Linked DNA regions of Mus musculus: region 1 is linked to region 2. Evidence: chromatin loops called from intact Hi-C (ENCODE). Cell type or tissue: left cerebral cortex. All regions are shown on one strand. Links, peaks and the distances in the headings refer to the core of each region. The heading gives the core; the rest is flanking DNA.

Evidence for each region. A loop is a pair of places that touch in the nucleus more often than their neighbours do. Peaks named below come from ENCODE experiments on the same cell type or tissue, not always from the same donor. Only the 100,000 strongest peaks of a DNase experiment are listed, where the experiment ranks them.
Region 1: a loop joins it to region 2, with 2.8 times the contacts of the local background. A loop is called at or near these places in 2 of 42 quality-filtered maps.

Annotation. Positions count from the first base shown.
Region 1 is chr12:102,732,464-102,748,327 of GRCm38, reverse strand. Gm20604 (predicted gene 20604) reads left to right here. Exons shown (of 2, transcript NM_001142939.1): 2 at 4,934-8,498. The coding sequence ends at 4,956. It overlaps Moap1 (modulator of apoptosis 1), which reads left to right and starts at 4,667. Exons shown (of 2, transcript NM_001142937.2): 1 at 4,667-4,785; 2 at 4,934-8,498. The coding sequence starts at 5,040. The coding sequence ends at 6,098. Tmem251 (transmembrane protein 251) reads right to left here and starts at 4,568. Exons shown (of 2, transcript NM_177140.4): 1 at 4,162-4,568; 2 at 2,922-3,728. The coding sequence starts at 4,241. The coding sequence ends at 3,317. It overlaps Gm30296 (a long non-coding RNA gene), which reads right to left. Exons shown (of 4, transcript XR_001780676.2): 3 at 15,433-15,617; 4 at 14,392-14,478. In left cerebral cortex, for the core only: CTCF peaks have their summits at 4,680 and 7,866 (motif pointing left); DNase peaks (open chromatin) are centred at 4,115, 4,621, 5,077 and 7,842; H3K4me3 peaks cover 2,705 bases; H3K27ac peaks cover 2,207 bases.
Region 2 is chr12:101,968,341-101,984,204 of GRCm38, reverse strand. It overlaps Ndufb1 (NADH:ubiquinone oxidoreductase subunit B1), which reads left to right and starts at 8,467. Exons shown (of 3, transcript NM_001378525.1): 1 at 8,467-8,545; 2 at 14,568-14,712. The coding sequence starts at 14,576. Cpsf2 (cleavage and polyadenylation specific factor 2) reads right to left here and starts at 8,231. Exons shown (of 15, transcript NM_016856.3): 1 at 8,071-8,231; 2 at 2,110-2,291; 3 at 870-1,029; 4 at 680-785. The coding sequence starts at 2,258. In left cerebral cortex, for the core only: no CTCF peak of the experiment used is centred there; DNase peaks (open chromatin) are centred at 3,798, 8,018, 8,204 and 8,453; H3K4me3 peaks cover 2,445 bases; H3K27ac peaks cover 1,797 bases.

The DNA of each region.
Region 1 (15,864 bases), core at 3,634-11,633, 760 kb before region 2:
GGCAGAAAGGGAAGCAAATGTCTGAGAGAAGCATGTTCAGAGCACAGGGAGGATTTAATATGAGGACATGTAGACAAAATGTGGAAATGACTCAAGTTTCTGCAGAACACTTTCTGATTCTGTTCCAAAGATAAACACAGCTCCAGTACTTGAATCTTCAGTAAATGCTCAACACTGTGGATCAGTTCTTTGAACCCTAGTAGAAGCATCTGAAAATGTTTAAGACAAAAAGAGTTGGACCCGCCTCCATGGACCTTATTATTGTATGTGAGGAGGTTTGCAGGGTTTTAAACACTAACTGCATGGTGATTTCCAACCACAGTCCAAAGTTTTCTAGGACTTTATGTGTGGGAATGCACAGTGGTGCATTCGTGATGAAAGGATGAACAATGAAGCAGCACAGTAATCACTTGTGCCAGGGAATGGAAAAGACTAACCCTACCCATTTGGTACAAGCATTCGCATTTGTTTCAAGCGGTGGTGACTTACTCATGTGAGCACTTTATCTCGTGACTCCACCAAAGAAAAGCTGTTTGTTCCTTAAACAGATTGTAAAACAGAATCAGATTCTATACTTCCGGGGGTTTTTACTTTAAAGTTAATGACATCTAAGTCAAAAGTGTGTACTAGCGAAAAAAGTGCCATAGACACTTCTGCAGCTAATCTATTTACTGTGCCTGCACTCAAGTATTTCAGTGAAAAAACTTCAATGCGATTGTTTCATTTCAGGTAGGGTTGTAAATAAAATGACAATGGCACGGCTGGTAAAGTTTGAAGAATTGTTTGTTTGCAAGGACACATATTTTTGTTTGTTTTTTAAAGGGGATTGGAGGGAGCTAAGCAATTTGGTCCAGTGGAAACTGGGATCCTTGGAGAATTGGTAAGCCCCAGGCCAGTAAGAAAGACCCTGTCTCCAAAATCTAAATGGATAGCACCTGAGAAAACATGTTCATGGTTGTCCTCTGCCCTCCATATATACACTATGGCACCCAACTTAACATTTGTACAAACAGAGATAAGGGAATGTGATTTTTTTTTTAAAGAGCAGATTAACCTTGTAAACTAACCATTAATAAATTATATCTGGAAATGCCTTTAATCCCTGCAAAAGCAGTTGGGTCTTTGAGTTCAAAGCCAACCTGGTCTACAGAGCAAGTTCCAGGTTAGCCAGCGCTACACAGAGAAACCCTGTCTTGACAAAAATAAAAATAAATTGCTACTACTTCCATACTAATTATCATTAATTAATCATTTTTCCTTAAGTACAGAGATGGAATCTGAAGCCAGATAGATATCCTGGGTTCAAATCTTACTTCATCTGATTTTTTACTGTTGTTTTCAGGCAGGGTTTCCCTATGTAGCTGACTGTACTAGCACTCACTACATAGACTAGATTTACAGAGATCCACCTGCATCTGCCCCTGAATGCTAGATTACAGGAATGTGCCACCATACCCTGCCTATGGCTCTTAGCTTGGCTTTTCCAGTTACTTACCCTGTCCATGGACAGGTTATTAATTCCTGAATACTTCAGTCTTGTAAAATGGCACTTGTCCCAGTAGCAACAGCTGCCTTGGTATTGGGAGTAAAGAGTTGGTGAAGAATACTTCTAAAACATTTCTGCAGCATGCATATTAAAAGCACTCAAAAGATGCACCTGATTCACAGAAGTAGTTTTGTCAAACTGTTTCCCTGAAATACTGAATATATTATAGCAAAAGATGTGTTATTTCAGCAACTAAACTGAGTTGGTTTTTGAGTTTGTGGGTTTTGGTTTTTGTCTTATGGGGGGTTTTTTGGGGGACAGGGTCTGTCTTTGTAGCTCTGGCTGTCCTGGAACTTTTCATGTAGACCAGGCTGGCCTCCAGCTCAGAGATTCGTCTCTCTGCCTCTCAAGTGCTAGCATGATCAAGGGCATGGTCCACCACCAGGAGTTCATAAAGTAGATTCTGATGCTTTTGAGATACAACCAAAAAAGATTAAATTTTGCCATGGAATTTTAGCCTCTCTGTTCAAATACAGCAGTTAGTGAGGTTGCTGAGAAACTTTAGGACTAGGGTTATACAACACAGTAGTTAAGAGTTGGCTTGTATGTTCGAGGATGTCAGTTTGATCTTTAGCACCACAAAAAGCTCCCAGATGGTACAATTTGGGAAAAAAAAAAACCTTCACTAAAACTCATTTTCATTTTTGGTATGAGTCAGTATACACAGGTAAATAGTTGATGTTTGTACACAGCATGGGATGTTGTGTCAGTGGTGAGGAACTGCATCAGGCTAAAGTGCTGCTCTCATTCATAAGGTTGTTGTTGTAGCTCTAAAGCAATGACTCAAAAGCCATGGTTATTAAAATGGTGTGAAATGTGTTAGTACTACTACCACTGGATACCCTGATTTCACCCAGGAAAGGAACAATATCTCTTCAGTGATCTGTGCTGGTACACCTGGTGTCTGTGTTATTTCTAGACTTCAACCATTTCATCTGTTCAGTTCCTACATAGTTTTTCAAAGAACTATAGATTAGTGGTTTAGATAGCCATTACCCAAAAAGAAAAGAACAAATTCTGTGTATCTAAATAGCCATCATCATGGCTGGAAATGTAATTCAGTGGTAAAAGTACAAAAAGCAATGGGTTGGTGGTGGCACAAACCTTTAATCCCAGCTGTTGGGGAGGCAGGGGCAGGCAAGAATTTGAAGCCAGCCTGATCTACAGGGCAAGTTCCAGGACAGCCAGGGCACACTGAGTAACTGTCTTGAAAAGCACAAAGGCTTAGATTCTATCCCCAGCACTCTCCCCTACCTACCCACCTCCCCCGAAAAAAACAGAAAGGTGATAGCCATCTCATTAATTTTCTACCAATTCCATGTAAACTGAAAGCAGGATTAGTGTCTTAGTCTGAAAATTTTTAAAGCAAGCAAAGTAATTGTATAAAATTTAAATTTTATGATCATGGTCAGACCTTTTTACATTTAACACAATGGAAATATTTTCCCCAATGGAAAAATTTCTGAATCATACTATGTTGCACATAGAATAGAAATAAAAAAATTCAGGCGCTTATTCAAGTTTCTAAAGACTGCAGGTTACAAGCCACTATTTTACTTCCAAACTCTGAAGTCATCAACATGATTGTGTAGTACTATATTTCAGGCTTTACCTAAAAAGTCATTATTCAGATAAAGTAGTCAGTCCTCTTGTCACTTTTTAAGTCTCGTTCCACCACAACTTCCTGAGACCTGTGAAGAAACTGCAGTCTTGTGGTCAGCCACTATACAGTGCTGGCAGTCTTACAATAAGGGAAACCGGTGATGGGTGTTATGTGTCAATCAGTTGTAGTCTGCTGATCTGATTAGAAGCCTTGACAAATGCCTGATGACGATTGCAGATAACTGCCAAGCATATGGGGATAATACAGTAGCCCACTGTTTTGGGATCCGCTCTCGTACAAGAATAAAGGAACAAAAACATCTGTAAGTACGGAATCAAGAAAATAATTGTCCACAACCAAAAGGGCAGGGAAAGTAACCGAGCTTTCAAGGAGTGTGTCCATGTGGTTCCTTCCCGAGGCTCCTCAGGGTGCTGCAGAATGTGTTCCAAAGCCAACCTGTTGTAAGTCTCATTGATTTCAAAAACATAATAAAACGCTGCTGCACTTGCTAGCAAATACAGTCCCACTCCAATCCATCCCATCCGCTGACGGAAGTTCATCATTCTCCATGCTCTGTGCCTTCAATGCAAACACAGAAAAATTATTGTTAAGGTCTAATAATGTTGCCATGGCAACTATTCCAAGTGCACATGATTTAAATTCAAGAGTTCTGAAAAGCACGAGCATTTTAAGATTTAACAGCTGTAAACAGCTTACAGGTGGTTTTATATAACAGTTGTAAGCACATAAAAATACTGGTTTCAGTGTCTACTGAGTGCTGTTATTTATGTGAACCCCAGAGTGAATGAATCATCACTTCTTGCTTGAGTAGACCCAGTACACCTTCGTTTCAGATAATGAAACATCTAGTTTCCCCACAGGACGTTGCTCTTGACAGTTGAAATGCTTTCTGGCTTAACACTATTTCAGACGTGGGCACTGGGTTGAGTTCTACTCGTTAAACCAACGTCGGAGTCCCCAAGTTAAGACGGTAACTCTTTCAAACACTTACAGTGGTCCCGAAAATCTTCCTGTTCCCCCTGCAAGCGAGCAAGAGTCACTCAGTTCTGAACAGTCAGGTGCCTTTGGCATTTCAGAACAAGCCACCTTAAGAGAAACCCTCTGGGTCGCGCAGCTGAAGAAGGTGAGCGCGGCGGCGGGAGCACGAGCTAGTAGTGATTAAGCTCAGCGTGACTACGGCTGGTCACGCGGCGGCGGCGGGCCCCGTCGCCCTCCGGAGCCCCAGGCGGGGGGAACCACCTGGAGATGCCGGGCCCGCCCCCCACTGCACCCGCCGCCGAGCTGAGCTGGGCAGTGGCGCCAGGCTTGGCCTGCAGAGGCCCGAGCTCGGCTCCCGGCCGGACGCCGGGCCAGCCTGACAGCCAAGCCGAGCAGCCCCGGGTCTCACCTTCCTGTCCTGAGTGGCCCGCCCGCTCGCAGTCCCGGATACCGCCGCATTCAGAGCTTCCGTCTAGGGCCGGAAACGCGCGCCGGCCTCTCATGACGTCAGGCTGTCAGCTTCGCGCCGCCTCCAGAGGCGGTTGTCTGTTCCCTGAGGCGTTTGCTGCGGTCGTTCTTCTGCCCTCGGCCGGGAGGCGGGCGCGGGGAGCCCGGGTCTCTCCTAAACCCCGCAAAGGTCAGACGTCCTCTCCGGGACCCAAGCGATGTATCTACGGGCAGGTGATCCTGATGGCGTTCGTTTCTAAGCGCCTGTGGCGGGTGGGCGGAGGAACTGCTCGGGAGTCAGACACGGTTAACTTAACGTGGATGCTCTGTTTTCTCAGGCTCCCGGACCTCTGCGTGTTAAAGAGACGAGCACGCACATCACTGTAAGCGGCGGCGGCGGCGGCGGCGCCCTGGTCGAATTAGAATTTAAATACTCTGAGCACCATGACACTGAGACTTCTAGAAGACTGGTGCAGAGGGATGGATATGAATCCTCGGAAAGCACTATTGGTTGCCGGCATCCCTCCGACCTGCGGAGTGGCAGACATAGAGGAGGCCCTGCAGGCTGGCCTTGCTCCCTTAGGGGAACACAGACTGCTTGGGAGGATGTTCAGGAGGGATGAGAACAAGAATGTAGCCCTGATTGGGCTTACAGTAGAGACTGGCAGTGCCCTGGTCCCCAAGGAAATACCTGCAAAAGGAGGTGTCTGGAGAGTGATCTTTAAGCCTCCTGATACTGATAGTGACTTTTTGTGCAGATTAAATGAGTTTTTAAAGGGGGAGGGCATGACGATGGGTGAATTAACCAGAGTTCTTGGGAATCGGAATGACCCTCTCGGCCTAGACCCGGGCATAATGATCCCTGAAATTCGAGCACCCATGTTAGCACAGGCATTAAATGAGGCCCTTAAGCCTACCCTGCAGTATCTGAGGTACAAAAAGCTGAGTGTGTTCTCAGGCAGGGATCCTCCAGGACCAGGTGAGGAAGAATTTGAATCTTGGATGTTTCATACTTCCCAAGTAATGAAAACATGGCAGGTGTCAGATGTAGAGAAAAGAAGGCGGTTGATAGAGAGCCTTAGAGGTCCAGCATTTGAAATTATTCGAGTCCTCAAGATAAACAACCCCTTCATTACAGTTGCAGAATGCCTGAAGACGCTTGAGACAATATTTGGGATTATTGATAATCCTAGAGCATTGCAGGTCAAATACCTTACTACTTATCAGAAGACTGATGAAAAGCTGTCTGCCTATGTTCTAAGGTTGGAGCCTTTATTGCAGAAACTGGTTCAGAAAGGAGCAATTGAGAAAGAAGTTGTGAATCAGGCCCGTCTAGACCAAGTCATTGCTGGGGCAGTCCACAAATCAGTTCGAAGAGAGCTTGGGCTGCCGGAGGGTAGCCCAGCCCCAGGCTTACTGCAGTTGCTGACACTGATAAAAGATAAGGAGGCCGAAGAAGAAGAGGTCCTCCTTCAGGCCGAATTAGAAGGCTATTGCACTTGACCCAAGACCCAAGGCTGTCATGAGCAGAACAAGATGGAAGAGCTCATTGCAGAGATCAGCCCATCCACTCTTTATGCTGCCAAAGTAACTCGCCCTTTGTCGTGTTGTTTACTGAATGTCTCCCCAATGTTTTACTGATAAAAATGATGTCATTCTACACTGATAATTATTTAAATCAAAAGACCATTCTGCTAGTACAGTGTCCCAGCAAGTCAAAAGTTTATATGCATGTTTAATAGTCATATGTGATGGTGCTATCAGTTATCAATAGTTTTCAGGTGTTGCCCACATTTATGCTGAAGACCCTGAGCCAAGGCTGGTTAAGATATTTAGTTTCTTTTATTAAAATCAGTTATCGATTCTGTGCAATCAAAAAGCACAACTGAATGCTGTGGTCAGTTCTACAACTAGTTTTAGGTTTGTGACTATCTGATATGTTGCCAAAACGTCTGCTTCTAAATATCATTTTCTTGGAGTAATAAAGAAATGATAATAAAATATTTGATCTTTGTATACATTGTAATACTACATTTGAAGGAAAATAATTTTTTGGCTTTGTTTTTAAGACAGTTTCTCTGTGCAGCTTTAGCTGTGCTGGAACCCACTCTATAGACCCAGGGTAGTCTCAAACTCAGAAATGTGCCTCCTGAGTGCTGGAATTAAAGGCCTGCACAACTACACTAGGCTGAACAAAAGTTTTTATAGTGTGAATCTGAAAGCCACTGAAATTACAGACTTAGTTCTTTGAACTCTTGGCACCTAGGGGATAGGAACTTGCTTGTTTGACAGGAACCAGACTATAAACAGATTGTGGCGAGTAGTAGGCCCATCAATATTGAATTTTGAGGGAGAAAGGGAAGATGAAGGTTTGTGTTTTTCCAACCCTGGTGCTACACACCTATAACCCCAGTGCTTAACAAGTAAAGCCAAAGTCAGGAAGACTGGCCTCTCAAGGCCAGCCAGAACTACAGAGGGAGGCCCTACCTCCAAAGAGAAAACTACATACAGGGAAACTAAGATCACCTGGGAAATGGATGTATGCCCAAGACGAAGCAGGCAGTAATGAGAGCTGTTCTGGTTCTTGCAAAGCTGCTGTTCTCTCTACTAAGGGAGGGAACTACACAAAGAATCAAGGCCAGACTGTCACCGTGTGTACATGTAGTCTTGGGAGTGTGATAGATTACTCTGAGTTAGGAATACATGGAAAGTTTCCTTATGTTCTCCACTGCAGAATGGCATGTGGACTCTTGAGAGCTGTGATTCTGCTCATGTTTGTATAGTGGCTTAAGATACATTATGCACTGTCCTGCAGGTCACTCATTTGCTGCCTCGGTGAGAAACTTTACATTTTGTATAGACACACAAGCATTAATAAATGCCACGCCTCTTCTGTATGTGAGACCCTAAGCTGAGGGGGTAAACTCGACAGGATAATCCCTGCTTTGAAGGTTTATTCAGACTCAGTATTAATGGCTGACATTGGATGTATCCTTGGCCAGCGACTAAGTACTAGCTGAAGAAGAAGCTGTCTCTTCCCACCTCCCATTTTATGAATAAGATGAGGCACAGAAAAATAACTTGTCTGTGGTTTTACAGGTAGTAATGTGGCTAGCCCCTGGCTCCAGGTCTTTTTATTCTGGGTAGATCATAGGCTCAGAGATCTTTAGGTGCTGGTCTTTGACGCATATATATATATATATATCCCATAACATTTGGCAGTGGTGGCAACAGACAGGTGGAGAAGAGTGCCACCTAGTGTTATAGCTCTAGGGGCCTAGGATGCTAGACCCTTAATTAAGCATTATAGATCTTGTGGAAGCCTCTAGTAACCCCACCCTTTGCTCTAAAATACTAAGTTATTGGGTAGACCTCATTACAAGTATTATAGCTGTTGTATAGACTTGGGAAGTTATTATTCCTTCGCCTTGCCAGTGTTAAATCGTACAGGTCTCGGGGTGTCTGAGACTTGTAAAAATCACAGAAGCTCTCTGAAACCTCCAGTGACAAGGGCCTGCTGGTTTTCATTTCCAGCTCTTTACAGCCTTCTCTCCTTTATCTCTGCCTCTTCGGTTGTCACAACAGCCAGCCACACAGCCATTTTCCAGCTCTGCCTGCCACTCCACTGTCTGCTGTTGCTGCCACTCTCCTGGCTTTATATTGCCATCTTAGCCTCACAACTAAGAAGTAAGCTAGAAATAGGAAAGGAGGGCTGGAGAGGTGGCTCCTCGGGTAAGAGCACCGACTGCTCTTCCAGAGGTCCTGAGTTCAAATCCCAGCAACCACATGGTGGCTCACAACCATCTGTAATGGGATCTGATGCTGCCTTCTGGTGTGACTGAAAACAGTTACAGTGTACTCATAAATAAAATAAATCTTTTTAAAAAATGGCAAGGAAACACTACTGGAGAGAATCTTTTATTGGGGAGGCAGCACAAGAGGTTATCTCCTGGGGCTGGTGAGATGGCTCAGGGGTTAAGAGTGTGACTGCTCTTCCAAAGGTCCTGAGTTCAAATCCCAGCAACCATATGGTGGCTCACAACCATCCTTAACGAAATTGGATGCCTCTTCTGGAGTGTCTGAAGACAGCTACAGTGTACTTACATATAGTAAATACAATAAATAAATAAATTTAAAAAAAAAAAGAGGTTATCTCCTAGCTGACAAAGTGAGCTCAACAGCCTATGAAGGCTAAGGAAGGGTGTTTGTGCCACTTTGAGAAAAACTTATATGTAAATGAAGAATTGTGTTTGCACCAATCACAGCCTTGTCTGAACACTAGCATCGCAGTCACTGCTAAGCTATCAGACAAACTCTCCTTCCTTGAAAATGGTTGCAAGGTCATCTAGGATTCACTGACGTTGTGCTAGCAAACATCTAGTAGAAGCTGACTTAGGCCTGGCAGAGGCTGTGCCTTGGGGAGCTGCAGTTGTGTCGTTTCAAGGTGTTCACACAGTGTTCCAAACAGTGATGTCATACAGATAGCTGGCTGGCTTTTGACAGCCCGCTTGCTCAAAGCAGCCAACAGTGGGTAAGTCCAGCAGCTGGTGATTGAGAAGTCAAATTGCCCCGTCAGCAGGAGTGCTTACAGTTTTGAAAGAAGAACAACTTATTAGCAGTGATTTTAGCCAAGCTCTAATAATGTTTAATTCCTGATGAGTGTTCCCACGGTCTCCTTTATCAAAGTGACAGGCCAGGATTTACATCGAGCCTGTCCATTGCCAGTCCTTGATCGTCATAAAGATTGATTTGTTTTTAATATTAGGTGGGTATGTGTGCGCATCATATTCATGCAGTGCCTGTGGAAGCCAGAACAGAGAGTGGTGGATTCCCCTGAGGCAGGAGTCAGACCGGTGTGAGTCATCATATGAATGCTAGAAACCGAACCCAGAACCTGTGCAAGAACAGTAAATGCCCTTCACTGTTGAGCCATCATTTCCTTGGCCCCCAGAGTCCCTTGTTCTTAAGCTGTTCTAGGTTAGCTTGTTAACTTCTCACAGGAGCCTGTCAAAAAAAATACAAAAACAAAAAAACAGTGTCCATTCTACAGACAGGAAGCTTAAGGTTCAAGAAGATTCAGTGCCACCGGGCAGTGGTGGCGCATGCCTTTAATCCCAGCACTCGGGAGGCAGAGGCAGGCGGATTTCTGAGTTCGAGGCCAGCCTGGTCTACAGAGTGAGTTCCAAGACAGCCAGGGCTACACAGAGAAACCCTGTCTCAAAAAACCAAAAAATAAAAAAAAAATTAAAAATCAATTCTAGATAATATAAATGTTTGCTTCCATGCACAAAAGCCATAAGAAAATCATGTAACTCTGGAACTGGAGTTACACAAGATTATTTGCAGCCATGAACGTGCTCAGAAGGGTCCTCTACCTGCTGCAGCAAATCCTCTTACCTGCTGAGCCACCTCTCCAGCCCACAGTCAGCTTTTCTTATGGTCTTCTGCATGCATCTGGTGAATACTATGTAATTGAGGAAACTAAAAGGATTTTTTTATTGGTTTATAAATTGAAAATAATAAAAGCACATATGCGCCCTTTAAACAGCCATGTTGAAACAATGGCACTAAAATGTCACATTGACATACTAGGACTTGAAGGGGAATTTCTTTTTGTTTAAGAAAGAAACTCTCGGGGGCTGGTGAGATGGCTGCTCTTCCGAAGGTCCAGAGTTCAAATCCCAGCAACCACATGGTGGCTCACAACCATCTGTAACAAGATCTGACTCCCTCTTCTGGTGTGTCTGAAGACAGCTACAGTGTACTTACATATAATAATAAATAAATCTTTAAAAAAAAAAGAAAGAAAGAAACTCTCAAAGAAATGAAAAGAAGGTGGTATTTCCATAGCCAGGGGACTTCCGGGAAGAGCTTCCTCACAGCCACAGAGTAAGCACCATAGTGTTAGTTCTAACCCAAAGTAAATTCCTGGGAGTTGATGTCGATGTAAATAACGATTGAATAAATATGGGAGAAAAGATGAATCTTTACAGAAGAATGTCAGATAATTCATGTGGCTGCTTTACCCTCTAGGAACTGTGTAAGTTACTTTCTGCTCCTGTGTTGAAAGAAAGAGGGCTTTTTTGTTTGTTTGTTTTTTGTTTAGGGCTCTGTTTTCTTGTTTGTTTTGTTTTGTTTTGTTTTGAAGACAGGGTTTCTCTGAGTAGCCCTGGCTGTCCTGGAACTTGCTCTTTCTGTACACCAGGCTAGCCTCGAATTTACAGAGATTTGCCTGCCTCTACCTCTCAAGAGCTGGGATCAAAGATGTATACTACCACTGCCCAGTTTTTGGTTTGGTTTTGTTTTGTTTCCTTTTTTTTTTTTTTTTTTTTTTTTGGTTTTTTTTCCAGACAGGGTTTCTCTGTGTAGCTCTGGCTGTCCTGGAACTCACTTTGTACACCAGGCTGGCCTCAAACTGAACTCAGAAATCCACCTGCCCCTGCCTCCAGAGTGCTGGGATCAAAGGCGTGCGCCACCACGCCCGGCTTGTTTGTTTCTTATATTGTTTTTTTGTTGTTGATTTTGTTTTGTTTTGGCTTACCGTTCCAGGGGCAAAGTCCATGATGGCAGGAAGGCTATGACATCAGGCTGCCAGATCAGGAAGCTGGCTGGTCACAGTTTATCATTCAGGAAGCCTGGAAAGCTAACTGGAAGGGGGGTAAGGCTATAAACTCTCAAAATAGGTCCCAGTGAGCAAAGTTCCCCAGTATTCCTCCAGAGAGTGCCACCATCTGCGGAACAAGTGCGCATGCGGAGCCCTTGGGAGATGTCTGCCATTTAAGCCACCCCGGAAGCAGCATTTGTCATGCTGCTTCCTTTTCCCTTTGCAGGTAGGCTCACCTTGGTGACATCTTTCTAAGGATGAGCTTGTGGAAAGGGACAGGAATAACTTTCCTTGGAAAGACCTGGCAGATGCCACATTAGCATCAATGGTGTCACTGTGAAGCCGTCTGGACCCCAGGTGCAATGGGATAAAGCCAGGCTAATTAGGAGAAATACACCATAGAAGCCCAATTGAAAACATTTTCTTCAAGGACTGAAAAACTCAGGCTGAAGAGATGGCTCAGTAGTTAAGAGCACTGACTGTTCTTCCAGAGGTCCTGAGTTCAATTCCCAGCAACCACATGGTGGCTCACAACCATCTGCAATGGGATCTGATGCCCTCTTCTGGTGTGTCTATACATAAAATAAATCATTTTTTTTTTTAAGTAATAAAGCAGAACCCACAGAAGAAGGCCGCTTTTCTAGCTTGCTTTCCATGACTGGCTTAGCTTGCATTTTTATACAACCCAGAGGGCCACCTGTTCAGGGGTGACACCACAATGGGCTGGGTCTTCATTAATTATCAGTCATAAAACTGCCCCTACAGACTGGCCTATAGGCCAAACTCAAGGGGGCATCTTCTCTCTGGAGGTTCCCTCTTCCCAGATGACTCCAGCTGTGTCAAGTTCACAAAAGCCTAACCAGCATTCTGTATAGCACTAACTAGCACTGTGCCATGTTTTTTCTTCAGATGGCACAAATGCACAGCCCTAAAGTAATGGTAGGGTGTAAGGTACCCTGGAGTCAAATAGTATGTAAACACAAAAAGTGTTTTATGCTGCAGAAGTCCAGCATGCTGGGGTCTCCCATTACCAAGATAAACACCCGATTGAGCTTGAAGGCATATTATGGGAATTCTGGAATAGGTGATCTTATCTTGTTCTATCTCTTAGAGACATTCCAAAACCATTATGGGGCATGGGAGCCGGAAACTGTTGCCGACCCATTGTCCTTGCTTCAGGCCAGGTGACAGACGGCAGTTTCTGACTAGCTGCCTCAAGCCTGGGTTTTCAGGCCTAATCTCTTGAACTGCCAGTTTGAAGCCTGTCATAGAGTCAGCCTGTCTCATCAAGGGAAGGGAAGTGAGTATGCAGGAACTCTGCACTGGCTCTGTGACTTCTCTGTAAAGTTTAAAACATAAGTAAAATTGTTCACACCCATTAAGTCCTTACATGCACATAACAAGCACAGATGCCACCAATCACTGGAGAGGGAATCATAGGAGTGCCCACCTTTCCAAAGCTATGCATTTAATCACCACTAAAATGATACAGAGCACTGGCTAGATCCAGACCAGTCAGAGCAGAATAGATCTCTGGTCTACACAGCAAGTTCCAGATCAGCGGAGGTTACATAGTGAGACCCTGTCAGAAAATAAAAATGTTATATATTTCTGCTTTGTTTCAGTGAAGACTTCCTATTTGTGTAATGTTGCAGAGGTTGAACAGATAAAGCAAATGAAACAAGAGATAAAATATGAAAAGACATTTCTTTTCTCTTAAGTTTTGTTAAGAGTTATTCACACACACAACTTTTAGGGAGTGGCCAGGCCAGCTGCCCAGGATTCCTCCCAGAGCAGGTCCAGCCTGGGGAACTACCTGGTCCTTTTGAGCTTCGTGCAGACCAGGGCAGCTGAAGGGATAGGTGTTCCCATCTTCCAGGAACTCTGCTGGACACTTGCTGTCCTCCTAAGAACAACCCCTGACCTTTGAGGATTTTCCCCACCCGAGTGGCTCAGCCCCTGGTTAGACATGGGCAGATGCCAGCCTGTAAGACCCTGGTTAGACATGGGCGGATGCCAGCCTGTACGCTGCATTCTTCCTGGCTGTGCCCATGGATTTAGAGGGCACGTGACACTGCAGTCGATTGTCTAGATTTCAGCTCCCACCTTCCCACTGAAATGTACACTCTCCTAGTCCAGCTTAGTGCTCCTTGTAGGTCTGGTTACTCCAGTTTCATCACAATGCCACTCTTGTTTGGTTATTTGTTGCAGTGGTGGGCATTGAACCCAGGGCCTTGTGCATGTTAGGCCAGCACTCTGCTGCTCAGCTATATCCCCTGCACCTTGCTTTACCATTTTTTCATACTTGTGTACGTCTCTAACTGTATACAAGCCATATGTGTTATACAAGCCTGCCAACTCCCCTAAATTGTAATCATTCAGGCTCACTCAGTTCCTTTGGGTTAGAATCTAGTCTGGGTGTTCGGGGGTGGCTTGTCAGTGATGTCACAGGCCTCAGCTACAAGACCCTGAAGCTGTGTGAGGCTCTTCACTCATCCAGCTATTTGTTCTGAGTCAGCTCACGCCACGCCACATCCTAACACCCAAAATTGTGTCTGCTGGGACTGTCTGGGTGACCAGGGTTTCCTTACAACACAGTAGGGGGCTTTTTATTCCAAAGGGCTGAGCTGTTTTTGCTTCATAATGGAGAATGGGCAGTTCCTATTAAATGTTCCTCAGGAGACAGTATACCCAGTGGCCATATCTGCAGATAGAGGGCTTTTCATATGCCCCAATCCATATGGATTGTGAAAACAAGACATAGACCTATCCTGTGCATAGGCATTGTCAAGTGTAGTGATTCAGAGAAACCTGCGTACATCTGAAACGACTAGTCTTTTTTTCTTTTCTTTTTAACTTGAAATCTGATAGAAAAAAATATAGCAACCCAAAAAACTAGCTCTTCAGTTTTCTCTTTCTCTTTCTTTTTTTTTTTTTTTCTCCTGATTTTTTTCTTTAAAGGTAGTACTGGGGATTGGACCGAGGTGTGTTCTAAGGGCTAAACATGCTTTAATAGTGTGCTGTGCCCCCGGGCCCCTCAGAATTTGTTTCATGTCCAATAAGTTCATCCCATGGGAAAATGCAAGTCTGCCCTAGGAAGAAGGCTTGTTTCTGTCATGGAAGAAACACACTACAAATTCAGCAACTCTCTCACTCACCCAGGAGGCCCTCTACTGAATCCAAGAGCCTGCCGGAGTTGATGTTCTCCAGGCCTTTTCTGGCAACCACAAGGTATGTGGCTTCTTCCTGGGGTTGTGTATGCTCAGGAACACTGTCAGGCTACAAAAGAAATGTGCCCTGGGTTATAACCTCAAGAAAAGTTAAACAATCAAGTTTGGATACACTCAAAAATGAATGAATGAATGAATGAATGAATGAATGAATGAATGAGAAAGAAAAAGCCTCAAACAACGTTTGTTGGAGGGAGGGAGGGAGGGAGGGAGGGAGGGAGGGAGGGAGGGAGGGAGGGGATGAAGGCAGGCAGGCAGGCAGACAGAGGCAGGCAATTAAAACAACCTGGTGGGGCTGTGTGCTATTCACAGTGTGGCCACAGTGTGGCGCCACGCTAGCAGGTTAAAAGAAATAATAGCCTCACATCAGCCAGAGCACCACAGCTGGCTGGGATGTGCAGGTCGTCCTGGAAGTTCTTGGGCTGCAGGATACTTTGGGCTTATCAATTTTGCAGACAGATTGGCCGAGATAAAGTAATCTGAGAAACCAGGCACTGCAATAGTGTTTGGTGTTATTCCGAGAGCCAGAGCGAACGCTTCTGCAGTTCACAGTGCTACCCTGGCTGTACAATCTGTGCTCTGAGGGTCAAAGCCTCAAATTTAGAATTATTCTTAGGAGAAAGACATTCCTGAATTTTATAGTTTTAGATGACGCCTGTCCCAGAATTCCATTATTTGCTCTTAACTAGACTGATTAGATCAGACTGAACCCTGGCTCTCATGAGAAGTGCAGCCAGCCCTCATTCCCACCCTCTTTAGCCTTGGCTTCCAAGTCTGACAACTCTACACTCTAAGAATCAAAGATATTTTGGGGAAAAATGTGTCTGGGATTGGAAAAATGGGCCAGTAGTTAAAAGTGCTTGCTCCTTCAGGGGAGAGGGCGCACACTTTTAGTCCCAGCTCTTGGGAGGCAGAGACAGGCAGATCTCTGTAAGTTTGAGGCCAGCCTGGTCTACGGAGCTGGGGGCTGGAGGAAGGGAGAAAAAGAGTCTTTGCTGCTTACCTATGAGGTCAGCACACACATGATAGGCCAGATATAGTGTCAGAACCCATGAAACAAATTGGGTGTGGTCTTGATTGCTGTGGTAATCGCAAGGTTGTCAGAAGAGACAAGGGAATCCACAGGATTTCCTGGATCCCGAAACAGCTGAGAAAAATGAGGCTCCAAGTTCAGGGAATGGTCATAATCTAGAAACGGTTTAAAGTAGACCATGTAAGGAACTGCTGGTATTAAACCATTTTGATTACTTATAGTGCCTAATACACTGTAAATGTTATATAAATGGTTGTTACACTGTACTGTTCAGGAAACAATGGCAAGGGGGGATATATGCATGCTTTGCTCCGTGTAGACACATTTTAAAAAAAGATGTATTACATATATAGTGCTCTGCCTGCATATATGCCGGCACACCAAAAGAGGGCATCGATCTCA
Region 2 (15,864 bases), core at 3,722-11,721:
TTCCAGAGGTCATTAGTTCAAATCCCAGCAACCACACGGTGGCTCACAACCATCCGTAATGAGAAACAAATAAAAAGCAGGGCCAGAACAAGAGGGAGAAAGCGAGGGGGGAAAAAGAAGATGAAAAAGAAAATCTGTCACAGGCTTCCTGGATGCAGATTTGGTACTTAATAAAATAATACCTTATTAAATAATAAGTTTTCTGTTCTGCCGCTCAAGTATTTAATTTGCTTTAGGTGCTACATTTCGGGCTCTGAGTCAGTCTGTCTCCTGAACCTAACCATAAGTTCCCAGGAGGATCCAGACACAGCAGCTCTTTTTAAGCACTGTTTCCCACCCAGATATGAGGACCCTAAGCTGGTAATATTTTGTCAGTATTTAGTGTGAAATAATGTGAAATTCAAGTGGAAGTTCTAGGAAGAAATGCTACTTTTTCTTTCGATCCCCCACTGCCTGTGATGTTTGTTGTGAACTCCTTTCAGCACTTTTCAGAAGGCTAAGACAACTCCGTTGTCTAAGCTTGTTATGATGCAGCTACGTGGGAGATTCCTTGCCCAGCATGAGTGAGGCTCTGGTTGGATCTCCTGGGACTGTAAAAACTAAAAAGCTAAAAACACAAAGTCAGGAAAAAGGAACAACAAAGCTTCCACGCCATTTGTCCGCAAGTTTACGACGTTACCTTTCAGGTTCACAATCTGAGAGAACTTCAGCTGCTGTATTTTGTCAAAGGCTGCATCCACATCATCCAATGTAAAGAGGGTAAAATCTTCTGTATTGTGTCGAGACTAAAAGAAAAACAAGCCAAATTAAATGATTAAAAATGACCACGAGTGGGACACAAACGCCTCTCTTATAACTGTTCCCATTACCTGATAGAGGTCGTACATGAACATCTGGCCCATTTTATACACAGGAATTGTTGCATAGATGGCACAGTTTAGACCCAGCTTCCCCACGGCGAATGGGAGGGCACCGAGGTGGAGTGGATCAGGATGAGACAGGAGCACTGCATCGATCTGGTGAACATGCCTGTGAATACAACCAGGAGGCAGCCCGGTCAGTTCTTTGAGCAGAATGGGCAGAGCCACCATCATGATTCACCCATTCTAAACTCAAGGCTATGCTAAGGTCGAAGAGCAAACCCAAGGGCTAATGCAATGACTCCCCCTTCCCCATCCCCATGAATTGAAATTTCTACTGTTATGATATCAGATGCGCACTAAAACACTTAAAAAGGAAAATATAGACAGCACATATAAGTTGATTTTAAATGGTTATCACGTACACTATTAAGTGTTAAAGGGGCAGCATTTATATGACATAGTTGTTACTGACTTTGCTTTCTAACTTGGTGACAAAAATGAAATGCCAGTTGCAGAAATACCATTAGCCAGGGAAGGACACATCCTCAGGGACAACAGGAATAAAGGAGATGCCTTAGAGATGTGTTTTTTCTTTTTGGCTTCAAGCTCTTCTTTTTCGTTCACTAATAGTAATAATGCTGCAAATGTAACTGACTTTCCCCTCTGACATTTGTATCAGGTGGGTACATGAATCAAGTCACAATGTTGAATATGGAGACACAGAAAGTGAGGTCATGTGATGGGAGGACAGAGCTTTCTCAGGGAAGTGTCCCTCTCCTCAGGCTTTGAGACTCCTGCTCTTTCCAAAAATTAAAGAGCACACTTTCTCTGGTCCACTAGCAAAGTAACAATAAGGTTTTGCTGTATTACAAAAACATAATTTATCAGCTAATCAAAACTTTGTAAATTACAATGGCCATAATTTAAGTTTTTGTCATAAATAAAACTTATTAAATTAATGATAGCAACAGTATATAACATCAAATGATGTCATGAAAGTGTAGAAAAAAACTTGAGGGTAGGGTCTGGGTTTTTTTTTTTTTTTTTTTTTTTTTTGAGACCTGGTTTTTCTTGTGTAACTCTGGATACCTGGAACTTGCACTGTAGACCAGGCTGGCCTTGAACTCAGAGATCTGCCTGCCTCTGCCTCCCTAGTGCTGGGATTAAAGGCATGCGCCACCACTGCCCAGCTGAGGAGTTTTTAAAGCTGATTTAATAAACCTTAGAAGTCTGAACTGTTACTTACTTCCTCAGGGAATCAATAATGTCCACAGAGAAGTGTTCATCCCAGCCACAGTCCAACAAAAACCTAAACTCATCAACCTGGAGAAGATAGCAAAGAGCGGACTCTTCTTGAACCCCAGAGAGGGTGGTTAACTTGATGATAGATGTCATCTTTCTGGTCCAGTAATGGGTAGCTAAAAGGGCCTGGCAAATAAAAATATAATTAAACATAAAAGTGCAGTCCACATAACAGGCAGGTTATTTCAAATTTTTAAGTACACAGAAATTCCAGGCTCTGATTAAAAGTTAGCAAGCTAAATCCATTCCGTTCGCCCAGGGCAGGCCTGTGTACTGGACTTTGGAATCACTGATCCAGATGTCAATCCACTCCTACAGGATCCAGGGCAAGTTAACTAACTTCTCCTCACCTGGGGACTCCAGTCCATACAACATTAGCAGTGATATACATTTACACAGGATGGAGGAGTCCATGTAATGTGGAGATTATCTAAAGCATAGACTACACCATCCATATTGCTCAGTACTAAGTGGCAGTGAGTTAAGAACTTGTTTTCCAAGGCCAATCAGTTTTTCCTTTAGCTGCACGATAAGTTGGCATGGTTTGTTTTTCCCTCTAAACAAGAGGTCATGCATACACTCTCCAGAGAATCAGATTAGAAACCAGATATCTTCCTTTCTCCTGCAGTCCTTAACACACAAGCAAAATGTATACATTCATAGAAACATGGTTTTCAGGAAGCTTAATGTTAATACTTGTGCGACACTGTAAGCGACTGAAACTATCTTAATATTTCCAATGATTTTGACAGTATCTTATGTCTGCAATTCTCAAAACAAAAACTGTATGTGGGGACACCTACTATACATTTTCCAGTAAGATTAACAGTCTTGTGGTTAAACTTGTGGGATGAAGCTTTTGGTAAAAGTGAGATGGCTCAGCAGGTAATGCAGGGTCTACATTTAGCTGATCCAACTCTCTCTTGTTGATTACTTTTTTACTCCGTAACAATGTTCATAAATATAATTTTGCAGAGAATCTAGGCAATATTCCTCAAAAATGTCTTCTATTTTGTTTTGAACACAAACCTGGGGTCCCATGTATGTTAAACAAGTGTGCTAGCACTGAGCTAAATGCCCAACTGAATCATCTACTTTAGCTCTCACTTTAATGATGGAATCAAAGTGCTTGCAAAGAACTGGATGAATTCACATTAACGTTTACAGAAAGACCCAAACTTTAACAGATGAAAAGTATCTTTTATGGTAAGTCTGTATCTTTTCCAGATTCATTACCTACTGATATTTCACCCGAAGATATGACAAAACACAAATTTATAAGTTTTTTATAAACCTTTAAAAAAAGTCTCGTGAATGTAATTTACGTCTATAGTGAGAATTTTTTTTTAAAGGCAGTTATGTCATTTGAATATGTTTTTGTTTTAATCCTGGGTGTAGCTCAAGAGGCTGCTTCCCAGGGGGGCGATTATCATTTGTTGAGTGTACTAGCAGGGGCGTGATCTTTGCCAGCTGCAGATAGTTTACATTTGATATTTTGGGGACTCAGGAGAGCCCCGAGAAGGCCTACTTGACAAGGCCTACAGTGGCTTACTGATGGTTCTTGTTGTTGTAGTTTGTCAAGTGGTCCTGAGCAAAGGGAGAAGTTGGAGATAGCCTGACCACAATGCTGGATTTGTGCCAAGGAACCCAATACCCCTAATCAACAGGAAGTAGTCTTAGAAGGTCTATGTCGTCTTTCCCCTCCTACCTTCTTTCTCTCCTACCTAGTGTTTGGGGGTGGAGGTGGGGGAAGGCGTTGGAAGGGACTAGGGTGGAAGAGGACTGGAAGGGAGAAAGTGTAAGATCCCAGTAACACAGCTAAACAAATACAACAATATACTTCCAGCTATAACTTTGGTGTTTTAATTTCTGTCTTTCTCTAAGGCATCATGAGCAACAGAAGAAGTGCTTGCTTTTTTAGACAAGTTTTCACTGTGAAGTCCTTTTGGCTGACAATATAGCACAAATGGCCTCAGATTCTTTAACCTCCTGCCTCAGCCTCTAAAATGCTAGGATTCCAGGCATGTACAATTATGCCTGGCCCTATAGGTTCCATTTTAAAAAACGGGGTGGGAGAAAGGACTCAGAGGTTAAGAGCACCTGCTTTTTTTATAGAGGACCTGGGTTCACTTCCCAGTCTCTACATGGTGGTTCACAATCATCTATAACTTCAGTTCCTGGGGATCCAAAGCCCTAGACTCCAAAGGCACCAAACATGTATGTGTTACACATGTATACATACTGTAATATCAAAAATGAATTCAAGACCACCTAGTACCTTCCCCCTTCAAAAGGACTTTCCAGACTGTCCTAGCAGGCCAAGTACAGAGCCAGATAAAGAAGCTGGCTGACTAAACAAACATAGAAACATAGTTTTAACCGTCAAAATGACTAAGCTTCCAAAACAAGATTAACAATGCCCCTGCCCCGCCTCACACTAAAAACCTCAAGGACAGACAAAATGAGAGTCACCGTATACAAACCAACCAATGTCTAAAAAGGTTATTGACTACACCAATTAAAATAAGTCAAACTACCCTGGTGCCTATATCCGGCCCTTACAAAGTTATGACAAGTGTGTGTGTGTGTGTTTTTTTTTTTTTTTTTTTTTTTGTTCTGGGTCTCTCCTCTGGCCTGCGTGCTAAGAGGGGAATCCCCAACATGTTGGAATAATAAAAATCCTCATGCGGTTACAGCAATGGTGGTCTCTGCGGTCCTTGTGAGTGAGGGTCTTTTGACGAACTACAACAATACAAGCAAAAACTCATATGCATAAAATAAAAAAATCTAAAAGAAAAGAGATACATAAATTGTAAGGAGTTAAATTTACAAAAGGGATAAAACATAAGTAATTATGGGCCAAATTGGTTATAATCTGCTTATATATACACTACTCAGTAAGTGAATCTTAAAAATTCTCAAGTGCTTCTGTTATTGAAGGAACTAAGATTACTTATTAAAGATTTATACAGTCAGGGCAGAAGGAGAGAAAACATTCAAAAGACTGGAATAACATCAGCTAAGACGAAACCCACAAAGCTAGGAGGTATCAGTGAAAAATTCAGCCTGGCATGCTTCCATAGAAAGACAGACAGACAGACTGACCAAGTGAGCAGCAGAGGCCCTGCAGAAGGGCCCTGGATACCCTGGACCTAGTTCTGTAGGCGATGCAGAGGCATTTAAAAATTCATTTTTTTAAGTAGGAAGAAGGCAAAAAATGCCTTAAAAAAAAGTAGGAAGAAGGCATAATACAGGCAACTGTGCTGATGGAAAATAGGCAGATGTGCATGACTGAACACCAACAGAAAAAACACAAACATAGAAAAGGGGAAATTGCTCATTTACACTCAAAACACCTCTCCACTTCACTGATGCTAAGACTAAAATTTTTTTTTGTCTCAAATGTCTTTTTTAATTCCTTATCAATTAATGGGTTATTAGTCAAGTAACCAAGGCTGAAAGTCTTCCCTTTATTTTCTGGGACCATCTCCTATCAATTCCTGATTGCTTCTCCCTCAGAACACCTTGCACGTATACTATCTCCCATCTGTTCTTACTGCCGATACCTGAATGGCAGGCCTCATTACCTTACATTTGGGTTTCGCCATTTCATTCTCGGCAGCTTTCCCCCTCTTTATCTCAGTGGAAACACTCCTGCCAGAATAATCTAAAACATCCCTGCAAACACTATCCCTTGTTCAAGTCTTTGAAGGAAGGGCTGGCAAGATGCTCAGTGGTTAACTTAACCCTGAGTTCAATCCTCTGCACCCACGTGATGGAAGAAGAGTGCCCACTCCACCAAGCTGTCTCTGTGGCCTTCATTTGTCTGCTGTGGTAGATGTGTGCCTACACACACACACACACACACACACACACACACAAAACAACCTTTAAAGGTATCTACTGCCCTAAGAGGGAAAAATAAAAACAAGTAAAAACAAGTAACTGAATGTTTTTACAGGGAGCGAGGTGAGGAGGAAGCAGGAGCTGCCTGAAACCAGTTTACTATTCTCTCAAGGTCTGGCTCAAAGTTTCCTCCTTTCTCATCCTTCTTCCATTATTAGTCTAGACTAATGTGAGCCACAGATGTAATTTAAAAATTTCCCAGCCACATTTACAGCAAAAAGAGGTAAGGCCTGGTGTTTTAACGGTGTCAAATCATCACTTCAGCAGGTCGTCATTTAATGAGTCAGTTTCCAGGGTTTTTGCACTGTGTTCGGCGTGTACTTTCCAGTTCATTCCCATTCAAGCCAACCTCATTTCAAGCGCTCAATACTGCATGTGGCCACTGTAATAGCAGAGGTCTAGACTCCCAAATAATGCTTTGGGCTGGGGAACGTTGTGGTTTTGCCACTGCGTAAGAGCAAAGTTGGCACCACCCTCTTTTTATGTCCATGTCTCAGACCGATTTCAATGGTATTACCAACCATCAAGTTTCGCAGACTAAAAACCATTCACCCACTACCAGTAAACTGGCAGTCACAGGTGGAACCCTATGTAGGTGGCATTTGCTTCATTTCTTCAGGTGGTTCTTCTCCTGCCTCAGCGAAGGTTCTTGTTGCCTTACCTGAATGGCTGACACTGCATCTAGTTTTCTTATCTCAGGTTGGTCCTGCATAGCCTTATATGCCAGATCATCCTAAGACATAAATACCTCCTGCCCACTCCCTGCCAAGTGTGCACCAGCTTCCTGCTGACTAAATGCAAGACAAGCTCCAAGACCACTCACAAGCCGACCTAATCTGCACCTTCAGTCTGCACCAACCACTCTTCCAGTTTTTGATTTGTTAAAAATCTCCCCAACAGTGCTCAGCCTTCTCAAGTTTTTAATCCCTCTTCTGCACCCAGGAATAACTTTGTTCTCCCAGGCTTAGCAAATTCCTCTTGATCTGGCTCAGGTGCAAGCTTTTCATTGTCCCCAGGTAAAGCTTCATTACTTAGCACAAAGGAGGCAGGAGGAGTGTTTGCCAAGGGATGATGATTGTGTCCAAAAGCGATCATCTTTGCATCTCCCAAACCAAGCACAGTGCTCGAAGCAATAGAAATAAATGTGCTGAACGCACTGAACCCACCATATCGGGAATTCCCCCAGGGCAGTGACTTCGACTACCTCTGCTTCATCTCGAATATATACCAGATACTTGCTTTCTCAAGAATGATCGTTCACGCTGAGGTCAACTAATGAGAAATACGCAAAGACGGATCTGGACTAGTCCTGGGGCTCACAGTGGGAGAAGTCTCTCTTTAATCGTTCAGGTAAAGAAAGGCTTTGAAAGGGGCAAAGGAATCGTAAAATTAAAGGGTAGAAAAGTAGGCATAGATGATGCTTAAGTTCTCCTTGTCACAGGGGCCAGAGTACTGGGGCTGGATATGGCCTGACTTCTGGTTTCCTGAAAAGTACGTAAGCAAGGAAACTAGGAATGGGATCTTGGGAAACGTGGTGATTGTGGTAGCGCCGAGAGAAGTTAATTCTATCAAGGCGTGGCATGAGCCTCTCAAGGGTCTTTGGAATTAAGGAGCTACGAAGGCACCTGCTGGCCTCGTGTTCTCTGAGCCCAAGATGGGAAAGGCAGAGATGGGGAGGCTTGGGGAGTACGGCGGTACAAGGGGAAAGAGCCCAGGCTGGACGCGGATTAACTTTTAGCTCCAGCTGATGAAAGCTCAGAGGAACTAGACAGGAGGGAGGGCAAGGAGGAAGCATAGGCGCGCCCCAACACCCCGAGGTTTCAGCCCGGGGAAAAGTCACTTCTCTTCCCCCTTGCGGAACGCTTGTTCCAGGAACCACGGAGACTGTCACAACCGAAACCGCGGGAGCGCGTCCGGGCGACACCGGGCCGACGCGGGAACCCATCCCCTTGAGGGCCTCCTCCCAACCCGAAGGCTCCTTTCCGTCTCCCGTCCTCACCTGCCAGGCCAATCTCCCCCCGGCACCGTCCGCCGCCCTTCCCAACCCCTAGTGGAACGCAGGTCGGAGAGCGAGCAGAGCTAGCGCGCGCTCAGCGGCGGAGAGCAGCCGGCAGGAGCCCCTGTGTGGTGGCCGCCATCTTGGGCCTGAGCAGAGCGGCTGAGGCGGGGACGACCCGGGCGACACCATCTGTAGGGGTGGTGACGAACCGGGTCAGGGAAGAGGACAGCGCAAAAGCTCGCAAACCTTGTCAGCCTGGATCCACGTCTTATTCAAAACGTGTCGCGATCATTCACAGCTTAAGATGTACGGGATTCGCGCGTGAGAAGGGAGAGAGAAGCGCCGGTTTGCCGACGCCACCCCCTCTCATCAGGGCTGGCGCGGCGAGTGGCAGCTCCTTAGGTCACGGCTTCCGCCGGCGCCAGTGGCCTAGCTCCCTGCGGCTGTCCTTGGTCGCCTTGTCACCAGGCTGAAGGTGGGTCTGGGGACCCCGGCGCCACCCGTGGTGGTGATGCGGGCGGGAGGGTTCTGGGGAACGCTCGCATGGAGGGGAAACAGGGTCGCCTTCGGTGACCCCTGCGCGCTGCCCGCCCCACGCCTTTTACAAAGACTGCTCTGGGGACGATCTGATGGCCTGGCTCTCGGGGGACTCGGAAGGGTTCTCAAGGATCCGACTCTTGAGCCCACAATAGGGAATGCAGCTCCTATCCAGAAGCGGGGCGCGGTCGCCCAGGCGTCTGTCTCCTCGTCCAACTCTCCTGATTGTGAAACCCGCACGTAGCCATTTGCCTTTTAAAAACAAGGCTTTCTGCTTGGTTTCCAGTCCGTGTTATGATCTCAACGGTTTCGGTTTTGCTCCATCCATTCCATATCTTAGGTGACACTTTGTAATAATTATAAAGAACTGTGGGGTCCAGTCCAACACAAGGTATTATCTCTTAAAAAGTCTACATGTGCCTGCAGTGGTGGTGGCGCATGCCTTTAATCCCAGCACTTGGAAAGCAGAGGCAGGTGGATTTCTGAGTTCAAGGCCAGGCTGGTCTACAGAGTGAGTTCCAGGGCAGCCAGGGCTTTAAAGAGAACCCCTGTCTTGAAAAACAAAACAACAAAAAAAGTCTACATGTTTCCAGCATGAATCCAGATAGAAGACTCAGCAAAATAAGACTCACAGCAGTGTCTGTTATTCTTGAAAAGGGAAAGAAACTTTAATCCCAGCACTTGGAAAGCAGAGGCAGGTGGTATTTAAGGGAAATACCTTGTGTTAGAGAAAAATATTAAGAAATATGTGGGATGTGGGGTTAGTTGTTTTTTGTTTTTAAAAAGTCTCACACACACACACATGGAGAGAGAGAGAGAGAGAGAGAGAGAGAGAGAGAGAGAGAGAGAGAGAGGCTCTGCAAAGAAGAAAAGAGAGGAGGAGTTATTTAACTGTTTACCTCCGTACACAGGAGAGAGAGTAGAACAAAAGAGCTTAAGCCTGATCAGGATACAGATTGTCTGGGGACTATGCTAATCCTGACTCTTTACCCTATACTTAAAGCAAGTTACTTTGCCACAACTAAATTTGGATTTCTTCATCTGAAAAAAAAAAAAAGCCCCAATCTTGAGACATGGTTACTTAAATCTGCAGTCTGTGGTGAGGAGTATATGAATTAGCTATGACGCAGAAACGCCTCGTCCATGTGGCCTACATCTGTAACTCCAACTACTTTTGAGGATGAGGCAGAGGGATAGTAAGCCAGAGCTTCACAGTAAGACTGTCTCAAAAAACAAATACAAAACAAACAAACAAAAGATTCAGTTCTTGTTAAAAGCTTGCCCAAAAAAAAAAAAAAAATTGGATCACTTTAATATTAAAAAAATAAATGACCAAGCCGGGCATGGTGGCACACGCCTTTAATCCCAGCACTCGGGAGGCAGAGGCAGGCGGATTTCTGAGTTCGAGGCCAGCCTGGTCTACAAAGTGAGTTCCAGGACAGCCAGGGCTATACAGAGAAATCCTGTCTCGAAAAACCAAAAAATAAAATTAAAAAAATAAAATAAAATAAAAATAAATGACAAGACAGAGTGTGTGGCTCTGATACGGTGTGTGCTTTTCAAAGCCAAGGCTGCTTCCCTCCTTCTCTCACCCCCTTCTGTCTGCCTCCCCCCCCCTCTTTTTCTTGACACAGTTTCTCTGTGTAGCCCAGGCTGGCCTTGAACTCAGAGATCCTCCTGCTTCTGCCTTCTTAGTGCACCACCACTGCCCAGCCTCCCAATTCTTTTTTTAAAAATACCACAGTACCAGGCAGTGGTGCACAGGGGAGGCAGAAGCAAGCAGATTCCTGTGAGATCCAGGACAGCCAGGGCTACAAAGAAACACTCTTGAAAAGCAAAGCAATAATGCTATATTTTATTTCTGAAATAAAAACAAAATTCTTCTTATGGCCCCACATGCAGAAAGGCACCTAGAGCTAGAGAGATGGCTGGGCTCAGGGGTTCACAGTGCTTGCTGCCTTTCCAGAGGATCTGAGTTTGGTTCCCAGCTCTCCACTCACAGCTCACATGTTGGGTGGCTCACAACTCCAGTTCCAAAGGGCTGTGATACCTTTGGCCATCTTGGGTTCCTGTACGCATATGCACAGGCACGCGCGCGTGCACACACACACACACACACACACACACACACACACACACGTACAAAACGTTAATAAAAGAGACTATTAATATGTGCTCTCATAAGCACCCGCCAGGAGTATAGTCCTTAAGCAGTTAGTTGGCCCTGTCCTATTGGTAACATTCTTAGCTCACCCACACCAAACCTGAAGTGCAGCTTGTCCTGGTCCTCACTAGATGAAGCTCTATGGATTTAGGTCCATGACCAAGACCCTCGCTCTAGTTCCCCTCTTACCCATTTTCTGGTGAATCATTCTGACTCACAGATGTCCACTTTTGCCCTCCCTGCTCATGTCCTTGCAGAAAGACATCTCTGTAGATGATGTTCACTGCATTGCTTCCCAAGCCAGTTGAGGAGCTACTGAAATATGAGGTGCCTCTCTGGGACTAAGGGTTTCTCCTATGGATGATACTCCTTCATGATGGCTGTGAATTCTGTGAAGCATCTGTTTCTTAGTACCATTGTCATTATACCTCCAGTCTGTAGAAGTCCATGTGTGGCAAGAGGCCCATAAGGCTTCCCTCTTTTCTTCTTTTCTAAGTAAAACCAGACCAAACCCATCTATGCCAATAGTAATGACTCATAGCCTACAGGTAGCTGTGAGCTTATTTTAAACTGCTATGAGCTGGGAATCCTCAAGTACTTGTTAGTGCAAAAATGCTGTCTTAACAGCTGTATAAACAAGGAAGCTAAGGACTTTTTTTTTTTTTTTTTAAACATTTGTGTGTTTGGGCATGCATTTTCTTTTTTGTTTTTTGTTTTTTTTCAAGACAGGGTTTCTCTGTGTAGCCCTGGCTGTCCTGGAACTCACTCTGTAGACCAGGCTGGCCTCGAACTCAGAAATCCGCCTGCCTCTGCCTCCCAAGTACTGGGATTAAAGGTGTGCCCTACCACCGCCTGGCGTGCATGAATTTTCACGCCACAGCACACTTGCTGGTGCAGAGGGTAGCAGACAGCTCTCAAGTGTCAGCTCTCCTTCCATCATGTGAGTGCTAGGAATCAAGTGTGGGTCCTTAGACTTGATGGCCTTGCCTTTACTTGCTGAGTCATCTTTCTGGCCCTTAAGTTTGCAATAAGGGCAGAAAGTGTAGGTGGCCACTGAGTTTGCCAAACTCCAACACAGTCTCCTGAACACAGACATTGACTAGTAAGTATTTTAGAGTTGAGTGCTATTAAAAGTAACTTCCTTTACCATCTCCACACTTGACTGGCTCAAGATTATAAAGGTAATCAGATCACTTGGTGAGCTCTTGGTTAACATGTCAAGAAATACTTTAAGTGATGCTACTTAATAAAAGGGAAGAGAACAACTGTCTTATAGGAAATGAAGTAAGATTGGCTTTACTTACGTTTAAATCTCCAAGAAGCATTTGTATTCAAATCAGTGGGTGAGTTGTAGTGTCTGGAAGGGCCTATGTGTGGCAAGAGCCCCATAGTCCTAACTCATCTCTCTCCTGAACAGAGCCAGGTCAAACCAATCTCTCAGAATTCTAGTAGTAATGGTTCTGTTAGTCCAGCCTCATCTTGGAGGTAAAGCCAGATTCTCCAGTTTAAAAAGGGCTTCCCAGGTGGTACTGATGTGTAGTTAAGGTTGAGAATTCCAGCCGTAACTAGGCAACAGACTACAACATAACTAACAGATGACTAAATTGTAAGTATATATTTATCTCTTCGTGTACTACATAATAATTTTTAGAGATAGGTGATGTTCAAACAGAAGTTTGCTATGTGGAGTATTACATAATATGAACTTTATAGTAACTGCAACTTTTAACTTAATGGTTATAGTCTAACACTGACTTTAGGAACTAGATTCTTAAAAATTTGAGAAATAATTAGAACTGTGTTAGTATATGGACCCGCTCAGGTAGAGCAAGAATGTGATCTATGAGCACAGATTAAGCTAAGCACTCTTGCTGGCAGTAGTGTGTTGCTTCTCCTAAGGTTGACATGTCCTCTCAACCACTGTATGTGACATATTCATTCACATGTGGATGTGGTTTTGTTTCTCATCTGTGTATACAAATCGTAACAGGAAATTGGTGATGTTTTTATTGAACTCAGTACACAGTTGCTATTTTTTACTTCCTTGCCATCTATAATAGGATCCAATGCCCTCTTCTGGTGTGTCTGAAGACAGCTACAGTGTACTCATATACATGAAATAAATAAATCTTAAAAAAAAAAAGGTAAAAAGCACCAGAAATGTCTCAAAAGGAGGGGAAGTGTGCTGTGATACAGGTGGCGTTGTGAGAGACCTGAATTTTAACAGCAGCTTGCAATCAATAGCTATTTGAGTTAAGCTGTTGCTTTTTAAATGCATTTTATGTGTATGCCTGTTTTGACTGCATGGATGTATGTGTATGTACACCACATTTGAGCCTGCTGCCCTTGGAAGTTAGAAGTCTTGGGGTCCTCAGGAATTAAAGTTATGGATGGTTGTGAACTGTGTGTAAGTACTGAGAACAGATCTACGTCCTCTGAAAGAACAAATGCCTTAACCACTAAGCCATCTATCTCTTCAGCCACAAGTTCGTATCCGTATAAAATGAGGATGATAAAAGTTACTCCACATTCTATATAGAAATATGATAACTTAGTATCTAGTACCCAATCTATACATTCTCTTTCCCTTTTTCTTTTATAGTAATTTTTGAATCTTGTGATATTGTGTTCTTTTCAATGTTTTTATCCTACAGAAAATAATTTTCAATAAATTTTTCTTTACTTAAAAAGTCCACTACTAAAATATTAAATTTGCATTGCATGAGAACATCTGCAAATAGATTACACATATGAAAGTTCTGAAGTAATGCAAAGTACAAATTCTGTTTTTGTAGGTAAATTTAAAAATTTCCATTTCTTGGTTCTACAGCATATCAAATCACTGATGAAGTAAGAAATAAGATTTCATAAATAGTGCAATGCAGTATAATTTTTTATTATGTTGTGTGTGTGTGTGTGTGTGTGTGTGTGCGCGCGCGCGCGCGCGCGTATGTGCATGCAAACATGAGGGTCAGCGTACAACCTGTGGGAGTGGTTCTCTGCCTCAGTCATGTATGTGGGTTCTGGAAAGCAAACTCAGTCAGACTTGGCAATAAGTGCCTTCATCCAAAAAGCCATCACACTGCCCCGAGAACAGAGAATTTTATAGTAACCATTATCATCTAATCTTAATGAATTTTTGTTTGTTTTGTTTTTTGACACAGAATTTCTCTGTGTAGCTCTGGCTGTCCTGGAATTCAATCTGTAGACCAGGCTGGCCTCAAACTCAGAGATCTTCCTGTCTCTGCATCCGGAGTGCTGGGATTAAAGGTGTGCGCCACCACTGCCAGGTTTTAGTTAGGTTTTAATTACTTTCTGATGCCAAGCAAACCTAAAGAGGCTTTTAACAAGCCTCATGTCCACAGCTAGCTTCCTATTTCAGATGCAGTTTAAAAGATGGCTTGTTTTAAGCCAGGTGCGGTGGTTTTCACTTGTAATCTGAGTACTAGGAAGGCAGCCAGGAGCTTCTGCTGAAGGTTCGAGGTCAGCCTCAACCACATTGTGGTTCCAGAATATAGCTGTAGTCAAATCAAGCTGTCTATAAATAAATAATAAATAAATAATCTCCAAACCAAAGTGTACTTATTAACACGTTAATTGTACATATTAACATAATCCCTGTTCGTACAGCTCTCGTTGATTACATCCACTTTTCTTCCACCTTTGTCTCCCTCTGCTGTGCATTGTGCCCGGCCATCGTGATCCCTGCCTACCACTTATTTCAGTATTTCAAAGACTGTTGTACTTTGTATTTAAGGTTGGTTTTTTGTTTGTTTTGTTTTGTTTTCTGTTTTAGCAGTCAAGATGACCTTATTTCAGCTTCTACGTGAGCACTGGGTTCATATACTTGTCCCTGCGGGATTTGTCTTTGGATGTTATCTAGACAGAAAGGATGATGAAAAGCTAACTGCCTTCAGGAATAAGAGCATGCTATTTCAAAGGTTAGTTCATGCACCTTTGGGGAGTTCTGTCTCTTTTGTTCCAAACAAAGAAGTGGGTTTTTTTCCTACTCTAATGGTTAACAGTCAAGTGATACTTCAGGTTTGTTATTTAATCGTTGGATGAAACTATGATTACCTCTGTAGTGCAAACAATTTTTAGTTTATGATCTAGCCATTTCAGATCTTTGAAAGTTTCATTTTTTTCTTTTATTAATTTTCACCTAATATATAAAAATGACTTTAAAATTATTTGTGTGTGTGTCACATGTTGTATGTGGGTGCCCTTATCGGCCAGAAGAGGGGATCAGATCCACTGGAGCTGTAGCTACAGATAGTTATGAGCCTCCCCAGTGTGGATGTCATCTGAGAGCTCTCATGACTACTGAGCCATTTTCCTGCACCCTCATGGCCTCTTCGTACATGCGCATATTTGTACTTTTCATTCCCTGTCACTGGCTCCCTTCCTCTCCAAATAGAGTCTCTTCTGTTTCATGTCACATATATTTACATCTAGATCCTGCATATGACAGAAGACACACAATCTTTTGTCTGTTTTTAAAATTACCCTTTATTGCTGCCCATTTCCTTGAGGCCTCCCCTTGTCGTGCTCCCTTCTAGAAAGTCAGACATTTTAAAACTTAAAGAGTGTATTTTAGCGTAGAAACAAAATTCAAGCCAGCTACCCCAAGCCTATCATACTCACTTCCATATATGTTCCTCTTTACTGATTTGATGCAGCTGAAATAAACAATGTGCTTCACATATGGTGACTGAGTGGTAATACCCACCAGCTTGCCTGAGCCTAACATGGCTAAGAAGACAGATAGTGTAGCCATCTGCCAGTTGGTATAGCTGCCTATGCTCAAGGGATATGAAGACTGAGTAGCGTCCAGGTCACTATGCAGGTGTGTAGTTCACAGTCCAGTATTTCAGCAAAGATGAAAGAAGCTGTAAAGGACCTAGAGACCATTATTAAGTCCAGGCAGAAGAACAGAGCTGTCACATAAACCAAGAAATTACAGTTCTTTAAACTGGGAAAGACAGACAGTAAAAGTTTGAGAGTAGAATGCATGGATATGATGAATCTAAGGTAAGACCTAGTCAATTTGATAGAATATAAACAAATATAAACTTCAGGCCCTTTAATAATTT